2 separate regions of the Homo sapiens genome follow, and region 1 is linked to region 2. A link is an interaction called in ENCODE POLR2A ChIA-PET data of the cell type or tissue named here. Cell type or tissue: PC-9. All regions are shown on one strand.

Evidence for each region. Peaks named below come from ENCODE experiments on the same cell type or tissue, not always from the same donor. Only the 100,000 strongest peaks of a DNase experiment are listed, where the experiment ranks them.
Region 1: POLR2A ChIA-PET joins it to region 2 with 5 read pairs; 1 of 35 experiments calls an interaction of 5 or more read pairs at or near these places.

The regions. Positions count from the first base shown.
Region 1 is chr7:28,535,041-28,537,540 of GRCh38, forward strand. All of the region lies in intron 4 of CREB5 (cAMP responsive element binding protein 5), which reads left to right. Among named protein-coding and RNA genes, the nearest start is that of CREB5, 120 kb to the left of the region's middle. In PC-9, a CTCF peak has its summit at 1,411; a DNase peak (open chromatin) is centred at 1,391.
Region 2 is chr7:29,604,954-29,607,453 of GRCh38, forward strand. No RefSeq gene overlaps it. Among named protein-coding and RNA genes, the nearest start is that of PRR15, 42 kb to the left of the region's middle. In PC-9, no CTCF peak of the experiment used is centred here; a DNase peak (open chromatin) is centred at 1,448; H3K4me3 peaks cover 626 bases; H3K27ac peaks cover 2,195 bases.

The DNA of each region.
Region 1 (2,500 bases), 1.1 Mb before region 2:
CTCTGGTTCCTGCTGGTCCTGGTGAATTAGGCAATGGGATATTGTGGCCCCTTTGCTGTCCCATGGTCACCCCATCTACACCGGCTCTTTAAGGCCCAGTGTGGTCACACGAAGGCAGCCTTACAAGGAAGGCTAGGTCGGGCCCAATTTGGTAACAGACTCAAGTCTTTTTGCAGGAACATTCATACTTGTGGATTACATAGTAGAGGTTTTTCCTCTACTGGCTGCAAATAGTCCTCTGTGGTTAAACCAATTTCTTTAGGAAAAGTGAAAGGAGGGAGGGAGGGAGGGAAGGAAAGAAGGAGGGAAGGATGGAAGGGAGGAAAGGTGGAAGGGAGGAAGGGAGGAGGAGGGAAGGAAAGAAGGAAGAAGAGAGGGAGGCAGGGAAGGAAGGAGAGAAGGAAGGAAAAAATGGGAGTAGAAGTCTCATAATATTTCCTTCTCTTCATCTCGACTTCCTCTTTCATTTACCTTACTTTCCTTCACTTATGCTTGTTTAAAAACCCTGGATTTTCAGACACTATATCATCTTAACAAATATTTATGTAGTGGTTATACAAATTAATTTGTATAGGAGAGAAAGAGGGAGGAAGGAAAAAGAGAAGGGAAGGAAGGAAGAGAAAAGAGAAAGGGCAAGAAGGAAGGAAGGAAAAAGGAAGAGAAGTAATGGAAAGGAGAAAAGAAGGAAGAAAGGGAGAAAAGAATACTATTGATGTGGTGAGCATGAATTTTCTAGGAAAGGTTCTTTCTGCCCTCCTAGGCTAACCATTTCTATTGCACTCCTTTTTTTCTCCTTGGTTGGGCTGTGCTAACTTCTGTCCCACCAAAAGCCTACATGGTAGAACTTGGTTATGTTCTTCAGGTTTCCAATCTAAAAGGACGGAAAATGAAAAAAAGAGAAAACTGTGTTACAACTTAATTAAAACACATCAGGTCAAATCATAATTCTGAGCCCAGAGCTGTAAATGGGTCCCTCAGAGACCCTGGGTCTTTCTTGTGCCTGCTGAAGTATTTATTGTCACAAGTCACTCCTCATAGAGTGTCTTGATTTCCCCATCTATGTTGCAGAGAAAACACGCTGTCTGCCTATGTCTGCTGAGAAACCAGCAAACAATGTTCAAAAAGCACCTTGAGCCTATAAGGTACACGAAGGGGGATGCTGTTTAGTTTTCTCTTTCTATTTCAAAGTCATAGAATAGTCTCAAAAGAACAGTGGGAAAAGCGTGCCTTGGACTTCGCAGAGCCGTCTAACATTGCACCTGTGTTTCCTGATCCCCTCTCAGAGTCTGTCTGTTTCTTTTCTCCCACTCTATCATGAGGTAAGGCGCATCTCCTTGGAATGTTGTCCTTGCTGCCTGCTTGCCAACTGCAGCGCTCCCTTCCAGCTCTGAAGCTCAGTGATTCTCCTAGTGGTAGGAACTCTGTCTCTGCTGTTTTCAAGCCTGACCCAGCTCAGACCTGAACTTCCTTGCATTAGGGTTTGGCAGCTTCACGAGGCAGCACTGTACTGGCCTGGCCAGCCTGGGGCTTGTGGAATCACCTACTGAATCAGGTTTACCTCTGGCATTCCAGGCAAGAGCCGGTCATCAATCCTAAATTAACATTTTTGATAGCATTAGTGCCTTTACTAATAATATCTACTACTGTTTACTGAACATGGGTGTGGAACATATACTAATGACTTGTGAGTGTTACATGTTGTCCATCAGTATTGTCTATAGTCACAATCTTATTTAGTTTCACTTAATTCTCATACAACCCTAAAAAAGTAGCTATTTTATATCCATCTTAAGCTTAGCATACTGAAGCCCAGGACGGTTAAGTTACTTGCCTGAGGTCATTCTACCAGTAAGTGGAGAAGCCCAAATCTAACTAACACTGGTTTGCTTTTTTCCAAAAGTGGTACCACTGCTTAACCATGCTGATCCCCTACAATATTAGCTGTACTGTACTAAGCACGTACTACATACCACAATTGTGCTGGAAGCTTAATGCTTACAGTCCTATTTAATTCTCACAGTCATCTTCAAGATGGGAGGATTGGCTCCATTTTTAAGGTAAGGAAACTGAGATTTAGAGAGGTTGAATTGTGCTGTTCTTGTATATTCATTGAAGTCCAGTCAGATTTTTTCTAATACATTTTATTGTCTATATTTGAGAAATATGACATGATGTTATGAGATACATGAGATACATGATACAGGATTACTGTAGTGAAGCAAATTAACATATTTGTCATCTCATATGGTTACCCATTTTTTCCCCAATAAATGTTTAGAACAGCTCTGAACTTTACCACCAAAACACAAAAGAATTTCCTACAACATGCACTTAAAGCCTTTTTTTTTTAACATAGCACAGTATATGCAATTATGTTGAGCATATGGCCATTTAAAATTATACTCTGAGACAGCTCACCTGATGCAAATGCCTCAGAAATGGACATGGAGGTGTACAAAGATGGGAGATGGCAGAGACAGCTGGGGTTACTGGATGGAGT
Region 2 (2,500 bases):
AAACAGAAGAAAGCAAAGCAAAATTTTTTAGAGAACAAAGTTAACTACATGGAGGAGGTTATATTAATTCTAAACAAGATCTAATTCAAGTAAAAAAAATATGAAGTAGGGTCATATTAACATTATTAAATTATATTATATTATAGAAAAATATGCCCCTGTATCCAAGAATCTTTATCTATATATACTTTATCTGTATCTTTATACAGTACCAACATGTATAAAGCCAAATAGTTCATATGCATGAGAAATCAGAGGATGACTATTATGGAGGTTATTTCACTATATCACTTTCCATATCTGACAGTTTACTAGACAAATAAAAAAAGGTTATTGAGTATTTCAATAATCTAGTAGATGTATAGAATTTTCTATCCTATCAAAGTCCCTACCCTACAAAGAGAGAATATACTATTCATTCAACTATTTATGAGACATTACAAAAATTGTGGTAACAGTGAGACTTCTATGAGTCCATAAGAAAAATTCTTAAAATTTTCATAAAGCAGAAAGCATACAGTCTACATTCTCTAATACTAGAAAATTATAAATAAAGAAATAAATTTTAAATTTGAAAAGCTATTCTTGGAAATTGACAAAAATCTCTTACATAACAAGTGTCAAAAAGAAAGCAAAAATCACAATTAAGGATGGCAAAGAGAACTCTATATTCTGTTATTCCTACTTTTTGGTGGGGGTAGGGCTGTTTGAGTCATTGATTTCCCAACCAAAATGCTTGTAGGAATTTTTAAAAATTTATCCTTGTATTAGGGATTTCCAGAGAAACAGAATCAATAGCATGTATGTGTGTGTATAAATATGCAGGGATAAAGAGATTTATTTTAAAGAATTGGTTTACATGAGCATGGCAGCTGTTAAGTCCAAATTCTGCAGCGCGAACTGGCAGGCAGAAGGCCCAGAGAAGAGCTGTAGCTTAAATCCAAAAGCAGTCTGCTGACAAAATTCTCTCCTTTTAGCAGGAGGTCAATCTTTTTTCTTAAGGCCTTCAACTGACTGGATAAGGTACAGCCACATTATGGATGGTAATCTGCTTTACTCAGAGTCCCATCCAAAAAATACCTGCGTAGAAACACCTGTGATGTTTGACCAAAGATCCAGGTACTATGGCCCACCCAAGTTGACACATGAAATTAACCATATCAATTCTTATAATTCAAAACACTTGCCTGTATGTTCCTAGCTTTGGACTTCTTTTCAAAATAAGCCCTTCTTATCTGCATATGTGGAGAATTTTTCACATCAGAAGAGTGTTTTTATAATTATGTTGAATGCATTATTTAAAAAGAGATATTTGCAGAAGAAAAAGAAATTTGCTATAAAGCTCTGAAAAGAAGTCCACGCCTATAGCACACAGGGTGAGTCAGAGGGTGTGGTGAGAGAACAGAAACAGAAAACTGATAATCACTCAACAAGCCAAACAAAGCAAATGCCCTGGAATCTCCATTCTTCTTGCCCAGGGACAAAGGCTAATAAGGGATCTGGTGTTTCAAGGCTAGTATTTCATCCCCTGCACAGAAGAGGTCATGAGCCGAACTACGTGCACAGTGTGAGAACACAGCATTTGCACCAAGGCTGGCCTCTCCCTCCATCCACTGCCCTCTCTCTGGGTCAGGCCTGGGCTATGTCTGGCCTTCATCACTGCAGGAGCCTCGGAAATGTACTCTCTGACAAGTCATTGAGTGTAGCCAGGGAAGTGTCAGATTAATGCTGATATGTCAGGTCAAGTCAGGCAGCAATATTTCTCTGTGTCTTACAGGAAAAGTCCAAGCTCTTTAGCTGCACCCTAGATCTGCAGTAATCCAGACCTCGGCCTGGCCAGCTGGTTGACCATTTTCCTGTCCATGAGTCCTCATTCTATTCACTGGTCTGTCTATTCAGTGTACCCCAAGTGTGTGTTATACATTCATGCCTGAAACTCCCATCCCTTTTTTCTCCTCTTCTGCAGGTCTCTATGCCCTTCCCAAACCTTCAGACCTTCAGACCTAGCTTGGTGCTTTTCCTTGAGCATCCTAGCTCACATCCTAGTGAGACCGCTCCTGGGGCTGCCGCTGCTGGCACAGATGGGTGGGGCTCATAGCACATCCCTAAACCAGGCGCTGTGCTAGGTGTTTCCTTGTGGATTCTTTCATTTCTTATTACATCTACACAACAATCCTGTGTGGCAGGTGTTGATATCGTAGTGGCAAGTGGTAGAAACCCCAACTCAAACTGGATTCACACATGAAAAGGTGATTATTTCATTTAAATGAAAAGTCTAGGGAAAGACATGGCTCTAGTGATGCACTGGGAACTTTCTCCGTCTCTCAGCTCAGCTTCCACAGAGCAGCTCTTTTCTAGGTTTAGAGAGAGGCTGCAGAAGCTTCTAGCTCTCAACTCTATCACCTGGACAGCAGAAGGCAGCCTGACTCTTTCCCAGGCTTCTCAGCAAAGTCTCATTCTGTCTCCGTGGTTACAAACAGGTCATTTGGCCATCTCTGAG